Linked DNA regions of Mus musculus: region 1 is linked to region 2. Evidence: chromatin loops called from intact Hi-C (ENCODE). Cell type or tissue: left cerebral cortex. All regions are shown on one strand. Links, peaks and the distances in the headings refer to the core of each region. The heading gives the core; the rest is flanking DNA. Region 1 overlaps Ugt1a10 (UDP glycosyltransferase 1 family, polypeptide A10). Region 2 holds the start of Usp40 (ubiquitin specific peptidase 40).

Evidence for each region. A loop is a pair of places that touch in the nucleus more often than their neighbours do. Peaks named below come from ENCODE experiments on the same cell type or tissue, not always from the same donor. Only the 100,000 strongest peaks of a DNase experiment are listed, where the experiment ranks them.
Region 1: it touches region 2 in a loop (2.1-fold over the local background); 2 of 42 quality-filtered maps call a loop at or near these places.

What each region holds. Positions count from the first base shown.
Region 1 is chr1:88,140,006-88,148,338 of GRCm38, forward strand. All of the region lies in intron 1 of Ugt1a10 (UDP glycosyltransferase 1 family, polypeptide A10), which reads left to right. All of the region lies in intron 1 of Ugt1a9 (UDP glucuronosyltransferase 1 family, polypeptide A9), which reads left to right. All of the region lies in intron 1 of Ugt1a8 (UDP glucuronosyltransferase 1 family, polypeptide A8), which reads left to right. The region is part of intron 1 of Ugt1a7c (UDP glucuronosyltransferase 1 family, polypeptide A7C); the gene reads left to right. It also overlaps Ugt1a6b and Ugt1a6a. Among named protein-coding and RNA genes, the nearest start is that of Ugt1a6a, 9.4 kb to the left of the region's middle. In left cerebral cortex, for the core only: CTCF peaks have their summits at 4,533 (motif pointing left) and 5,406; DNase peaks (open chromatin) are centred at 4,196 and 4,471.
Region 2 is chr1:88,001,651-88,009,983 of GRCm38, forward strand. It overlaps Usp40 (ubiquitin specific peptidase 40), which reads right to left and starts at 6,901. Exons shown (of 32, transcript NM_001198573.1): 1 at 6,788-6,901; 2 at 5,575-5,792; 3 at 2,597-2,664; 4 at 759-872. The coding sequence starts at 5,773. In left cerebral cortex, for the core only: no CTCF peak of the experiment used is centred there; DNase peaks (open chromatin) are centred at 3,501, 5,967, 6,674 and 6,890; H3K4me3 peaks cover 1,548 bases; H3K27ac peaks cover 1,385 bases.

The DNA.
Region 1 (8,333 bases), core at 225-8,224, 140 kb after region 2:
ATCTGAAAGAAACCCTCAAGTAGATCCTGTCTGATTTTTTCACACCTACTGTGACAGGCATGCTTGGAGCCAGGGGGACTCCTGGTTGCACAGGGCTGTAAACATTCTATGGGTGATCCCGTCTTGGGATGTAGCTAAGTGGGGTACACTCCTGTTTGCCAAGCACATGTGAGGGTATGAGTTCAATTCCCATCACAGTTAGAAAACAGAAGCAAAGGAAAGAAAGATGTAAAGAGAGAAAAGGGTAGGAAGGAAGGAAAGAAGGAAGGAAGGAAGGAAGGGAGGGAGGAAGGAAGGAAGGAAGGAAGGAAGGAAGGAAGGAAGGAAGGAAGGTTGGTTGGTTCTCTTGCTTTGTGTATAAGAAGATCAAGGTCTTGTAAGGGCACAAATCTCTAATCTGAGCACTCTGGACACTCTGGAAAGTTGAGGGGTTGGATGATGGATTCAAGGACAGCCTGGGAGGGAGAGAAAAGGGAAATGGGAGGATGAGGGAGAGCACAGAAGGGAGGAGGAGAGGGAAGGAGGGAAGAGTAGCACAGAAGAAAGGGGAGAGAGGATAGAACATTGCAAAGAAAATAAAGCCTGGGTTGGGTTTAAGTACAGTGTCCTCCCTATTCCCCTCCCCACAAATGCTGACTCATCCTTAGCAGGCACTTTTGGAAGCAACTCTTTAATGCAGTGCACACACTGCCTGTGATCTGTGGCTTCCCTCAGTGTTTGCCTTCTCTCCTTGGAGGTTAGGAAACAATTGGGCTGCCATTTTCTGTTAATCAGTTATAAAGGCTGGACGAAGTCCAGGCTCCCAGGCAAAATTCTACATCAGTGTCTAAATAGCTTGAGATTTAGCTAATAATTTAGGCAATACCAGATCAGAGGAGTGACTTTTAAATTTCTCAAATTGTTTTGCATATTTTTTTATCTTTCTCCTATAAGTGAGTTTAAAGGAAGAAAACTTCAGATTTTGTTTGCATATGATAGATATACTTACTCTTTTAATGACTACAGCTTAGTGATTTTGGGGTTGTTGTTGTTCTAGTTTCCTGTCTGTTGCCTGATAAAACACGCTGACCAGAAGCAGTTTAGAGAAGGGAAGGATTTCTTTGGCTTACTCTTGCAGGTCACAGACTTGAGTGGAGTCAGGACAAGAACTCAAGCAGGAAGGGCCAGGCAGACCCCCTGTGAAGAAGCTGCTTGCTGCCTCACTCAGGCTCAGGCTGAAGTAGTTTTCTCACACAGCTGAGGCCACCTGCCCAGAGAGCAGTGTGTTCACAGTGAGCCCAGCACCCACCCCCACAGCAACTGAGCATCAAGGACATCTCCCATAAGCAAGCCCATAGACCAGTCTGCCCTAAGTGATCCCTCAGTGGAGAGACTCCCTTCTCAGGTGAATTTAGGTTGTGTCAGGTCTGTAGTTTAAAACTACCAGCTAGGTAAGTTTATGTATAATGTTTTTATGTTCATATTGGTCGACAGTTACAACAATTCCCGTTCGTTTCCTAATGACATCCCATAACCATAAGCCTGGACAACCTTTACCCTGCCATCTCCATGGACTTGCCTATACTGGAAATTTAAAGTAGAATTTGAGATCTTTTGTGCCAACTTTCTTAGTATGTTTTAAAGGTTTATCCATGTTGTAGCATGTACTTCACTTTTGTGACTATTATTATGGGTATGAATATCTCGCATTTTATCAGTTTAATGGTGTAAGAGTTTACATAATATGAGTAGTTACCATTATTCAGAACAGTGCTGTCAGGAACACTTTGGTACAAGGCTTTGAATACAATTTTGGTGCTTTTGAATATATGTTCAAGAGTGGAATTGCTGGGCCTCATAACAACTGTATGTTTAAATTACGAAAGACCTAAAATTTCTTTCAGTTTTGTCACTATTTTATATTCTCACTAAATATTTATGATTAGTGATCAAAAGATTCCACTTGTTCAACCTCTTTGTTAATACTTGTTATTTTCCACCTAGAAATTGAGGCTATCCTAGCAGGCATGAATGGTTTCTCATAGTTTTTATTTTCATTTCCATAATGGCTTGATAGTCACCATCTCTTCAAATGCCTATTGGATACTTGCATGTCTTTTGTGGGGAGGACACCAAGGCCATTGCATGTCTCAAAATTGCTTCTGTAGTTGTGGCTGAGTTCTAATGCACGTAGAATATATGCATTCTAAATATAAATCTCTCCCCAAAGTATCTTTTTATCTTACTCTTATAAGTGAGTTTAAAGAAAGAAAATTTGAGATGTCCTCTGCATATGATATACTTACTTTATATTCCTTTATAGTTTCTTTGTATGTGTGTAAGTGTGAGGGAGATGTGTATGTGCGTGCATGCATGTGTATTTTTGTAGTTGCGTGCAGGTACAGGAGAGCTTATGTGGTGGTCAGAACACAACCTTGTGCCTTTGTTTGAAACAGGGTTGACAGTTGTTCATTGCTGTGGAGTCAGGCTAGATGGGCCAATAGCCTTATGGATTCTTTTGTCTCTGCCTCCCATCTCTCTGTAGGTGTGCTGGAGTTACAGATGCATGCATCCACATCTGCTATATGTTGCTTCTAGAGATCTGAGCTCCAGTTGTCAGCCCTGTTGCTGTCAGCACACTCCCCAGGGAGCCAGTCCCCCTAGTTTTCTTGTGATTCATCCTAACAGTGTTACCAGCTCTGTTCTGTCAATGTGGGATTTTGTTCTGAGTGCTTTGGTCTTCTTTAATATATTTCCTAGGTTCTTCTCTTTTAAGGCTTATGTTTTCAACCTATCACTATGATATTGTATGAGTGTTTGTTCATGTGTTGGTGTGGAGTTATGTGCATGTATGTGTGGGTGCCATCAGAGGCCAGAAGAGGGTGTAGAATCCCTGGAGCTGAAGTAACTGGCAATTTTGAGCCACCTGACATAGTTACTTGGTCCCCAAGTCTAATCATCTGGAAGAATAGCAAGTGCTCTTAACTGTTGTGCTGTCTCTGGCCAACATATTTTAGTTTTAAATAAGATTATCTTAGCTTAAGTTTGAATTTTATATTACTAGAAATATGGTTCACTTTTCATATAAATGATGTATTTTTTTAATCTTGCTGTATTTATTTATGGTTGAAATTTGTTGCAGATGTCTTAGGATTTTTCTAAATGGAAGATTGTATCAGCTAAAAGACAGGAGTTGTATTTCTTTCCAGCCTGCGAAGCTTGCTTATCTATCTAATCTATCTATCTATCTATCTATCTATCTATCTATCTATCTATCTATCTATAAGTCTATCTATCTATCTATCTATCTATCTATAAGTGTATCTATCATTTATCTATCTATCTATCTATCTAAAAGTCTGTCTGTCTATCTATCTATCTATCTATCTATCTACCCAGAGTAGATGTACTTCCACATGCCCATGGTACCAACAATGGTGTTATCTTGTGATTGTGGCATGCACATGTTCCTTGCATTTGCTCAGATTCACTGTCACCCGTCAGTATCCTGTGTTGTGATAGAGTCCCTTCCACTACAGGTCCCCTTCCCAAGCAAGTTGTGGCTGCTTTGTCAAATACCTCTTTTTGGTTTTCCACAGGCTATCGTTTTTCCATCTTCCAGGGTAAATGCCTAAAATTGGGATTCCTGAACCCCAAGTTTCCATAATAAATTACCAAGCTATTTTCTAAAGCAGTTGGACTATTTTATACCTGAGAGTGGTTTATATGAGATTCAATTACTCATTTCTCATTAACGTGTGTTATTAGCACATTTTCTGTTTAGCCATTGGAATTTTTCTGTTGAATCTCATCCCAGTTATGGTTTGCCACTTTTTTATGACTGACGATGCTTTCTACAGCTCTTTCCAAGTTACTGAGCACATCTTCAGACAGGAAACTCATCAACTCTTATGTTGACATTTGTTGTTTAACTTACTTTTAAATTGTGAAGTCTCTTGGTATATTCTAAATATGACCTTTTTCCATTTTCTCATTTTTTTAACTTTTAGAAATAACTTTTTTCCAAGAGAAAATTTTTCAGGGAGAGAGGGGGAGAGACAGAGAGAGAGAGAGAGAGAGAGAGAGAGAGAGAGAGAGAGAGAGAAAGAGAGAGAGAGAGAGAGAGAAGAGAGGAATAGAGACTGTGGTGCAGTGCCCACAGAGGCCAGAAGAGGGCGATGCATCCCCTGGAGTTGGAGACACCTGATGAGGATCCTGAGAACACAACTCAGTTCCTCTGCAAGAACAGCAAGTGCTGAGCCATCTGTTTAATCCCAACTTAACTAATTTTACTTTCTTCTTTTAACCTTTTGTGTCTTAGGAATATGAAAAGGAGTAAAGAGTTGTTCCCTGTTCTTTTTCCTGGTTAATATACGACTAAAGCACTACTGTGGTAATGAAGTGCAAATGGAGCCCTCTTGCTGTTCCCAGGGCATCCTCCTCCCACTGCAGTTCTGGATGATCCTCAGATCTGGGAGCCTTCTCTCTGCTACTGTTGCTCGCCCCCTGGTGGACGTGTTTGTTTCCTGCGTTCACATGGCTGGAGATCAGGCAGTGTTTTTAATTCACTCTCTCTGTGCACAACCATGGGTTCAGGCTGACCACTCCAGCTGCCCCTCCACCCCTATTAAGAACACAGTGGGGCTGTGCCACCCCACCTCTTGTAATTCCCTCCTTGCTGAGGAAGAAGCTGCAGTAGGTGGAAAATTTGTGGGTCACAGTCCTCTTGCAGGCCTTAGGGACACAAGTTGCAGCTCTTGGCCCTCTGAACATGTTTTCCAGAATGTTTCCAGCAACCAGCACACTCACTTTCTTTCCTCTGGCTCCTCACAGAGTTTTACTCTTCTCCAGTCCTGAGATCCTGTACTTTGCAGTCCTCAATACCCTCCTCCCTGTTCTTTTTCTTTCCTCTGGATGCCCCCAAACTATGTAGCTTCTTTCTTTATAGTAGATATAGAATTCTGAAAAGTTCCCTCGTAGAATCACATCAATGGTTCTTGAGTTTGTGTTTCTTCTAGCTAATCCCATCTGTGATGGCAACAAGCACCTGCCAATATTGTATCCAGTCACTATAGCTTTGCAGTGTATGAACCATAGGAGGGAGCCAATGGTGGCTTGAGGTTTCCTTTTGTATTGTCCTAGCCATCATGTATATTCATCATGCACTGGGTCCCTCTTAAGAATGGGAAGAGAGACTTAAATTTTACTAAACAGACATTTCACTGCTGTGACAAGTTTCTAAGAGACATAGGTTAAAGCAGGGAAGTTTTAGTTTGACTCGTGATTTAAGAAGCACCAGCTCATTGTAGGCAGGTTCCATGTTCTTTAGGCCTTTGGCAAAGCAGGAACATTATGGCAGAGAGGATATCAGGAAGTGGCTATTCCTTAAAGGACAGGCAAGTATAAATGTACCTGTGGAGAGTCAGCCCCTTCACCATCCACTGACTCAATAGTGCCACCAGGTGGGGCCGAAGCTCTCAACAGTGAGCCTTTTTAATGGCACACTTCAAATCAAAGCTCTGAGATCACATGCAGTGATTGCACCAGGGTCCAAGGCATCAGACACTGTCCAGAGCTCAACTGCAACTTGTTAGATATGGAGGCTGGAAGTGAAATGAAATGGGTTGCCATAGCCGTTCTCTGGGATTGGAAAAAGATGTGAACTGTGCCCTTTGTGGGAGCAGTGGGTCATGGGAATAGTTCTTGGATGGAAGTGAGAAGGTTAGAGTCCTTGAAAATGAGGATGTAAGACAGGAGAGTGGTGAAGGACTTGGGTGGATTTATTCTGTATTGACTAACTTCTGGAGAATTACATGCTGTCCTGTGTCAATCCACTTTGTCAGGTGGCCTGGTGGTAAGATGAAGAAACTAGTGTAGCAGTAATTTTGGCATTTTAATTTCTTTAAAAACAGAAATATGAGAATATGTTTTAGTTTTTAATCCCAGAGATATGGGGCTGCTTCAGACTGTCCACAGCAGCTGACTGTGATTTGCCTTGTGCTCTAGCAGAGGCATGGTTTTGCCAGCTGCAGACAGTTGCTGTGATTGTGTGACCTTTGGAATTCTGGGAACTTTTCAGAGGACATATGAATAGTAGGACCCTGATAGTTGGAGGTATTGTTGCTTGTTTTATACGGGGCAGGACAGGGTTTCCTGGGTGTGGTCTGTGAGTAGTCAAACCTAAAGAAATAAATTAGATTCAGGATCCTCTATCTTTCTCTCTCCTCTATCTTTCCCTTTTTTTCCCATCTAGAGTTAGGGAGTGAAACCAGGATAGGAGTTGGGAAAAAGAAGATCCCACAATGTAGGAAGTACCAGGTACTTTAATGTTGGAAGCACAGAACCTGGTGAGGAGAGTTAACTGCTCAGGGCTTCTGAAAAGATGGCTGCAGGATTCCTGGTCCACATGTGATATGAGGCAGGGATGCCCTGTCCTGGGCTGAAGGTAGAAAGGTGCTGATGTCCCCCATGGAGAGCAGCCACTGTCTGTGCATGGTGGATGTGAGGGAGCCACCAGACTGTGATCTTGGCTTCAGGGGTCAATTCACACTCCATTCATTACACCAAGGAAGAACACAAATACCGTTGCTTGGTGCCTCTCAAAAATCCTTTTGCCTGAAATACCTGAGGACACTTTTAAAGGTGTGGCATATTTTAAAAAGTTATCTGCCTTCCCTGTGAAGTCTTGCCTGGGTCTCCTGCACATGTCTCTGGGCAATGAGTCCAAGTTCCTCATATATGTTTTTCACAGGTCCTATTTATCCCTGTGACTCAGTACTGGTGATGTGCACATCCCAGCAACAGGTTACTGTATCAGGTCTCTGTTGGTGTGTTTACCCAGCTTATGGTTCAGGCCATGTCCATGCTTTAAGAACTTGATTTTCATTTCTTACATCTCTAATCTTTCCAAATACCACCCACTGTCTTCTACTGGTCTTTGGTGAGTTAAAGTACTGAAGTATCTGTCGCTGCAAGCTTCAAGTTTGCAGCATTTCCCAGAAACACTCAGAGTCCAGGATGAATACAGAAGCCTGCAACCCCAGCATTCAGAAAAATGGACCTTTAGGCTGAGCCACATCCCAGGCAGTCCAAGGCTTGGGGCTTATGGGAAGGAAGCAAGCACTCATTAAGCCTACTTTATTACATCAATACTTAACCTGGTCCAGCCCAAGAGTGCTTTGGGTTTTGGTGACTCTCATCCATGACTGTAAGCAGAACTCTCAGTAGACCCTGCTTTACAATCAAGTCATTTCATTTGGGTGTGAAATATCTTCCTTTACTCCCACACAGAACAACAACCAGCAGCTTCTAAAACTGTTCCCTGATGATTACAGAGAAGCCCAGGGAAATGAACCCCAGCAGAGCCTCAACCCCTTCTTGTCTGGGACAAGCTGACTCAGCAATGTTTCTTATGTGATAGTATAGTGAGTGCTCCTTGTGGATGGGGAGGCAGACTTTAGAGAGTTACCCAATAGGGTGACAGTCTGAAATGTTGCATTGTAAATCCAAACACCAGGAAGTGCTCAGAGCTCAGGCCAGCCTGTTAGAACTTGGCCATGGAATGAGATGGGTGTGCATACCACCTTGGTGTTTTAAGTGGAGGAAAACCAGATATCAACTCTGATGTCTTCTAATGAGAGAGTTCTGTCAGTTTTCTACAAGAGAAACAAGATCAGGAATATGTTGGCTGAAATCAGGATTGATCAGGCACCAAGGGTAGATTTATCCTTTAATGATTAATGTCTGAGAGCTTTGCCACCCAATGTCGTGGCAAGGTTGGATGAGAGATTAGAGGAGTAAGAGTCAAATGCTAGGGTCATAACCCTGTGAGGACACCTGGTTCTTCTGGGCATCCACTGTGGTGACAATGGAACTTACTTTCTTACTTTCTTTCTTTCTTTCTTTCTTTCTTTCTTTCTTTCTTTCTTTCTTTTTTTTTTTTTTTTTTTGAGACAGGGTTTCTCTGTATTTCCCTGGCTGTCTTGGAACTCATTTTGTAGACCAGGCTGGCCTTGAACTCAGAATTCAACCTGCCTCTGCTTGCATTAAAGGCATGAGCCACCATGCCTGGCAAGGTGGAACTTGCTTTTTTTTTTTTAAATTTAATTAGGTATTTTCTTCATTTACATTTCAAATGCTATCCCAAAAGTACCCCTTACCCCCCCCCCCACTCCCCTAACCACCCACTCCCAGTTCTTGGCCCTGGAGTTCCCCTGTACTGAGGCATATAAAGTTTGTAAGACCAAGGGGCCTCTCTTCCCAATGATGGCCAACTAGGCCATCTTCTGATATGAATTTGAGGACACACCCTTCTCTGGAGGGAGAGTGTCTAGCTGCTACAAGCTTCCCCCACC
Region 2 (8,333 bases), core at 278-8,277:
TATCTGTTACCACAGATGTTTGTTTGCACATGGTGGAACACCTTTTAGGAATACAAACTGAACAGTGAGTCAGGTCTATAGCAGATACAAGGTTCAGGGTAGAAAAATGAAAAGTCAGGGGTCAAGAAGGGGAAATGAAAAGATCTGGGAAAGCGCTGATCTAATGGCAGTTCATTCTCAGCAGAGTCAGACAAGAAGCACACCACCAAGGTGGGCAGCCTTCTAAAAAGGCTGAAGACTGAAAACTTGATGAGCAGTTTGACCCCTAGACAGTAAGTAACATGGATGTTAGCTCAACTGAATCACACAAAAATTGCTTAGTACAAATGTCAAAAATCGGCTCTTGTATTTCTCTATATACATATATATGTGTGTGTGTGTTTTTTTTAAAGAGTTGTTTATTTATTATATGTAAGTACACTGCTATAGCTGTTTTCAAACACTCCAGAAGAGGGCATCAGATCTTGTTACGGATGGTTGTGAGCCACCATGTGGTTGCTGGGATTTGAACTCAGGACCTTCGGAAGAGCAGTCAGTGCTCTTAACCACTGAGCCCTCTCTCCAGCCCTTCTCCTTATATTAACAACATTCTTCCTGGTCCCAAGTCACAGCTAGCTGAAACAGCCTACGCTCAGTAATCCGCTAAATACTCACCTGTGAAGGCATTCCAAAGTACTGAGGCCCTGAGACACAATAAAAGGACATGAAACAAGATGTGAAGATGGTAGACATCTCCCTCCCTGCTGGTGCCTTCCTACCTCATCGTTGGTCCACCCGAAGCTGTCGGTGAGGTCTATGGTAGATGCAGCCTCCTGGTCCAAGAGCAGAAGCTGGGCAAACAAGCGCTGCAACTGCAAAGGTATGATCCGAACCTGAGGAAAGAGGTATATCCAGATGAGTGCTCGTGAGTGGAGTGAGGATTTCAAAAGCTCTAGACTGGTTTTCTCCTGTCTTCTGGCTCACTCAGCAGAAAAGGCACGAATCCCTCATTATAGAGGGAGAACTAGTTAGGATTCGGTCCTTTGGAAATTCTATTCAGTCCAAAAGGTTTTAGTGATCTGGATAGTTTTCTCCTTTCAGATCAATATTAAAATTAAAATGGGTTCCAGCAAACGACAAAAACGATCACAGACATACAATTCCCATACTTATTTTTTCCTCTAAAATATCTCCATACATACACATTCCAGGTTAATGTAGCCATGTTTCAGTTGCTGAGATCTCAGCAGCTAGCCTACACCTGCCTCCCTTTTTTTTTAGCTCCAGGCCAGAAAGCAGGGCCTCTCACACCCTGTGTGCAGGCCAATTTTCATGATTCAGAGGGACAATAAGCATTCAGGAACACCTGTGACAATCCTATATTCCCATGACATTAAAAATACATACTACAAAAGCATTGATTGCAACAGACTGAATAGAAACTGGCATCTACTAATGTCATCTCTTGCCACACAGCTTTTTTTGAAGCATGTGCCTGTACCACAAATCATCAGTGTGCCACAGAAAAGACCCTAAGTGCAATGAGAAGCCTCTGAGTGAGATTCCAGCAGGGAGAGCATGCTTAGGGTTATGCTTTGAACAATTCCACCACAGCAATGTACAAAACAATCTCCTATATTTTTCTTCAATGTATTTCCAGAACACTAAGTTGAGAAAATACTGGTCTCTAGGGTTTCCCCTCTGTATTCGGTGCATGGTAAGTTAGTGCACGGAATGAATGTTCTAGTCAGCTAGCATGGATAGTTTACAAGTCTCTCCTTTGCCTTGAAAATAAGCGCAGCAAAGCCAGGCATATTTATAATAGCAGCAATAGCAGCATGGTAGTTGGAAAAGCTATTCTTTTGTGGAGAAAATTTCATTGCTAATTATGAGGCAAGCCATTGTCAATGAAGATGATACTTTGTAATAAATGTTTTCTATGAATAAAGTACTTAATTCTTTCCTTAAAAAACATTTCCTGGACTAGGGAGATAGCTGCAGTGGATAAAGTGCTTGCCACATAAGAATGAGCATTGGAAGCCGGGCGTGGTGGCGCACGCCTTTAATCCCAGCACTCGGGAGGCAGAGGCAGGCAGATTTCTGAGTTTGAGGCTAGCCTGGTCTACAAAGTGAGTTCCAGGACAGCCAGGGCTATACAGAGAAACCCTGTCTCGAAAAACCAACCAATCAACCAACCAAACAAACAAACACCCCCCAAAAAACAAAACAAAACAAAACAAAAAAGAATGAGCATTGGAGTTCAAATCCCTAAGTACCCACTTAAATGCTGGGTGGGTGTGGTGGCCTGCCTTAATCTCAGTTCTCAGGAGGCAGTCAGGATCACAGGGACAACTGGGTTAGGGAGAGAGCTGAAACAGTACAAGAGAGAGATCCTACCTCAATGAATAAATAAGGTGGAGCATGATGGAGGGAGGACATCAACCCCTGGCCTGTACATGCACATACACACACCTGTATGCTCACATGCACACATGTGCACACTTTCCCCCAGCAAACATGTATTTGCACAGGCATGCACACAACACACAAACACATGCAAAAACCCTAAACAAGTCCCAAATATTCTAAGAGACCCAATAAATTATACATTTAGTACCTTTGCATCAGGTTTATCTTTATCCTCTAAAGAACCCAGCTCTTCCGGACCAAGAGAAAATAAAGCTTCTAAACAAAAAAGGAGAGTTAGATATGTAAGTGATACGGCTTCTTCTTAGGAAACTGTTTAAGAAGTCAAGACCCTCATTAAGCAATATCAGCAAAAGACTTAGAAGTGACTAAGGCAATATTTATCTCCTTTATCTATACATTTCAAATTCTTTTAAGATTTCTGTCCACCAGATCTAAGGACAGATATCAAGTGACACTTCAGTATGACAGATCCACAGAACATAAAAACATAAGCAGGCAGAGCATTATGGGACATCCTCTAGCACTATATTCCTGAGGCAGAGGCAGAAGGATCTTGAGATCAAGGCCAACTTGGTCTCTATAAGATTTTGCCTCAAAAAAATCCAAAGACTAAGGTGTAGTTTAAGGGTAGAGTCCATACCTAACACTGCGCCACCCCCTTAAAAAAAAACCCTATAAGCATTAAAAAAAAAAAAAAAAGATTGGTTTTCACTGTCTTTGGCTATGGGATTCAAAAGCTATGAGGAGTCACAGAAGACAGAAAAATGTCACATGTGAGGCTGCTAACCAACCATTCAAGTTATGGACCAGGCTGGACGTCTTCTACCTTGAGACCCTTCCCACCTCCCTTTTTTGGTGTGTAAATGTCTTTCTATGCAAGTAGTAAGACATGGCAATGACCTTACTTGAAAATGAAGTTGTCAGCCCCAGCACTGGCCTCCAGTGTTTTGACACATTCCACTGAGGTAAGTGATAAACGGAGTGAATAGATCTCTTTACTGAAGAACATTGGTGCCTACTCTGCAGAAAAGCCTACAGGGTAAGGAACAAAACCACTCATTTCTAGTCTAGCCTCCCACTGTTCCGCACTGCAATGTACTGGAAATAGAATGGAACACCACTCCCCACAAAGGACATTTACACAAAACATCCCCGTTTCCCTCTTTCAGTATCTGTTCCTCCTTACTCTTTCCAGATTATACCTGCTCCTCTCTTCCACGGCAGGACCATGCTGAACCATGCAGAGTGCACACTGCATCCAGTGCCAAACTACGTGCTTGAAGACATGCGAGAAGCTTACGGCTCTTGCTCTCTTCTCTTCTCTTCTCTGCTTGCTCTTGCTCCCCTTACCCTCTCCCTCCCTCCCATCCCCCTCCACGTTCTCTCCACATGCTCATGGCCTGCCTCTACTCCTCTTCTCTCTCTACTCCCTCAATCCTCCCCCCCACCCATTGCCCTAAATAAACTGTACTCCATACTAAAAGAGACGGGGAAGGACTTGTCTATTCCTCTCAAGCTCCTGGTATTCTCCATGATCTACTTTGATTCCCCCCCCCCCTTCTCTTTCTCTTTTTGGGGTTTTGAGACAGTCTCACTAGATAGCCCAGGCCAGCCTTAGACTTTTAATCTTCCTGCCTTAATCTCCTGTGTGTGAGACTACAGGTGTGTGCCATATAGCTACTATTCAGTTTCTTTTTCTTCATTTTGTTTTGAGAGAGGGTTAGTCTCATGTGGTTTTGAACTTGGGACCCTTCTCTTGCTCCACCTCCTACATGCTCTCAAGTCTGTTCTTAAGGCTATTTTTTTTCTTTTTTTTTCTTTTTTTTTTTTTTTTTACTTTAAGTTGCCTTTACTTTAAGTTGCCTTTTAACTTCAACCCTATTAAAACCTGGAAGGTCTATATCCTTCTTCATTACTGCTTAGTAATGCTGAAAATTCTGAAGAGTAGAATTACTATCAGGAGGCAACTTTATATAGAGGCTGAGGTCAAGGACACAAGATACCACTCTGAAATCTGTCAGTTCACTGCATTAGAATGGCACACTAGATGTGGACAACAGTAAATATGTCCTAAATCGCTAGAAAAATAAGTCTAGCTCAGAGAAACAGAACATTCCAGAGATCTGATAAACGGTGTGGTAGTGAGAACTCGGCATTTAAGTACAAGCCAAACCAGACTGTCGTCAGAATAGACATGAGCTACATATTCATGAATATTTGGACACCGCCCCCCCCCCAATCCGGATCATGCACAGGTCAAACAAGGCTCATGCTGGAATCAAAGGACACAGAGATGCCAATGAAGGAAGCTGGAGTGTAGAGATGGGAATGGGACAAACATGTTGAGAAATAGGCAAGAAATAAAGGCTTTGGTGAAGACTGCCTGGCTTCCAGCATGTGGTTTCTGGAGAAATAGTCTGTCATCTCGGTAACTCACCACAGCCGTCTAATACAGCTAATCTGTGTAGGTTTTTGTTTCTGTTTCCTTTACAAAGCTCCTTACTTCAATTCCTTTGGGTCTTTGAAATTCATAATTTCCAGGTTTTTGAGTGATGAAGGAGGTGTCTGTACACTATTTTTCATTCCTATCAAGGTCTGGGGCAGACAATGCTAACTAAACAGATTAACATTCCTGTTGTGAATATATTAGTGTTCATACTCCTGAGAGAACTAAAACTCCCAAGAAGCCTCAGCCAGGTTAGCTTCTGAGGCCAAACAAATTCAGTACAGATCAGCTCAGAATCAGAGTTCTCTGAATCTCAGAAATGCAGATATGTAACTATGGATGTGTATAAATAATGTGACAACTTTTCCCACTGCAGAAGTCAAGCTGCATGTGTAACCCTGTCTTAAGTGACCGTTACTCTGGAGAAAGATGAGAGAATTCTCTTTATGTTGTATTTCAAATTATGGGAATTAGAAATACCTTGCCTTGTTTTTGCTGCTGTTGTTATGAAACACTACATCACTACACAGAATAGATTTTTTAAATGGTAAGCTTCATAATTTTCTTCAGAGAACGGCAAATATATGTCTTTCTTTGCAACAATGAAACACATATTGTTGAATCCACCTTAAGATTCGTTTTCTTTTATGTTTTTTTCATAACTAATTACATATAAAGCCCACGGTACATATTATTCAAATGCATGTCACATAGCATACCTCTGAATTCAGGTGTGAAATGAAGCGTCTGAAGAAGGGAGCTGAGGTAACAGGTTCCACCCTGATTTCTGATTCCACTTAAATTGGTGAATTCTCTAGGGGCAGGCGGCTCCAAACCTTTAGTCTTTAATTTCTTCCCTCTTCCATACTGACTACTTGACACACTGGAATAATCCTCTTCAAATAGGTTCCCAAACATGGTGGAACTAAACGCTATCCTTTAAAGAAAATATGTTACATAAATGTTTCCATTCTTTAAATGTACCTCCACCCCCAATTTTCTCTTATTATTCGAGCGTAGCTGTTTTGTTAAATCGTTCTTCAGAAAACACAGTAGTTTGTGTTTTGGAGAAAGCGAGACCTGACTTGTCTTTCCTACCTACACGGGGTCCTGATTAACCTGTGTGATCCTGGACAAGTTATTTTAGCTAACATTTACTTCTATGTAAAATGGGGCTGCGTATTTTTCATAGGTAAATTAAACCAGTCACATGACAAAAGAAAGGTTACTGAGTACAAAGGGCTTGACCCACAAGAACCGATAACTATTCTTGGATTCCACATCACTAAATGAGGGGGGGGGGGAGAGAAGGGGAGGAGCCTTCATCAATTATGAAATCTCAGCTTCCCCCATCCCTTCATACACAGTACCAGATCACAGCGTTTCAGTGACTTAACCCTATCACATTAATCTTGACAGTAGTTTCAGCACTTTGGCCCTAAACTAGAGAGCCAGGAGTAAGTACCTTGAGGAAGAAAAACTCTGGTCATTAGAGCCATGGAGTCCAATGGCCTTCCAAAACATACCCAGGAATCCAACTGCAGAAGTGGGGACCTGCGGGAATCTGTTCTGTTTCTTGTGTGGGGAAGGGACATTTGGGGTAAAACGCTGAGAACACTCTCTTAAGTGATAGGAATGGCCAAAATGCAGTTTTCTTCCTTCCCAACACAGTCCTCTGAACAAAAGCTCAAGAAATGGAACTCGCGAGGCAGGCCTCGAGCTAGCTCGCGGGCTGGCTTCCCGTCACGCCGCTCCAGAGGCCTTGCCGCCCACCAAGCCGCCCAGCGCCCAGGAGCGCGACCAGGCGCGCGTCCCCGCGGCCCGACCCCTGACGCGCTGCCAGCAGAGGCCCGGCGTCTCTCCCCAGGCCGCCGGCGTCGTCCCTACGCTGCCCTCGTCCCTCCCTGCGCCCAGTTCCCCAGCCCCACTTACTGCCTATAGCCCAGACCCCCGCCCCGGCCACAGCACAGAGTAAACGAACTCGCTCCGAACGGGCACCGCCATGCCGAGGAGGCCGTGTCTCTGGAAAGTGATTTCCAACCACCCACCCCCACCCCAGATGCGACTACACTTCCCAGGGTGCGTCGCGCCACGCGGAGATTTATGGGTAGTTATACTGCTCTTTTTCCAGACGGCTTACAAGTTAAAATTTGTATTTATTGCTGCCTGCAAAAAGCGTTGGAGCCACATTCTGTTAGAGCTTTCACCATTTAAGTGGAGTATGTATTTATATAGTCTCTGCTCTAGGATAACAAAAGAACCTTAAAACAGTTTTTCCTCTTCAAAGTATATCTCTGATACAAAACTTGTGAAAATGCTCTACGTTCTGTGAACCTTCTTACATCGCCTTCAATCCACCTTAAGTAGTTTATATATAACCATGCAAGCATGTATGCACACAAAACTGTCTGTCCTGCTGGAGCTCTTCGGATAGGTTACTTCCCATCCTTTGCACAGACCCCATTTGTATCTCCCTCGTCTCCTCCAACCTCTATCAGGATGTGAATGAAGGAAACAGGTGAAATCTAATTTTTATTTCAGCTGAGAGTTTAAGAGATGGAGAACAGGAATAAAGATGGAGGGTGATGGGGGTTGAGGGTGGCAGAGTCCAAGTGACCATCAGTCCAAGGGATTTGTCTTTGGAACATTTGAGGGAGGCTGGTGTGGCTAGAACGCTGAGGAAGTGTTGGGAGGAAAGGACTGGAGATGACCATTGGCTAGGAATAAGGGGTCTGGGCCAGGAAATGGACTGGGAGAGTACACAGCTCTCAGTACTCCAGGTGGAGGACCACTTTGCTTTTTAGCAACCTCCCCTTCACTTTGCTTTCCTGGCCATATCTCTTTCTGTCTTATGGTACTTTATCCTCCTATTTAAAAATCACAGCTATACCTTAAACTTTTATTCCCTGACCAAAACTCAACACTGTAAGCCAAGATCCACAGGCATAGGTGGCTTCCCTCTGGGCAGCTATATCCCCTTACACCCATGTGCTTGTTAGTTAGGTTTTGATTACTTTTTTTTTTTCTTGGTAGGTTGTTTGTTTTTGTACTTTATTTTGTTTTGTTTGTAAACGGGACACAAGCTAGGGTCACATGGAAAGAGGGAACAGATGCTGAGAGAATACCTCTATAAGATTGGCCTGGAGGCAAGTGTGGGGACATTTTCTTGATGAATGATTAATGTGGGAGGACCCAGCCCACTATGGGTGGTGCCAACCTTGGGAAGGTGGACCTGGGTTGTATAAAAAACAAACTGAGTGACCCAGAGGGAACAAGCCAGAGAGCAGGGTTTCTCCATGGCCTCCACTTCAGGTTCTGCCTCTAGTCCCTGCCTTGAGTTGCTGCCCTGCCTTGAGTTCGTGATGAACTGTGAGCTGTCTGAAATGAACCCTTTTCTCCCCACGTTGCTTTTACTGGTGGTGTTCATCACTGCAATAGAAAGCAACCTAGGACAGCCTGGCCTCTTTGTTATGTTCTG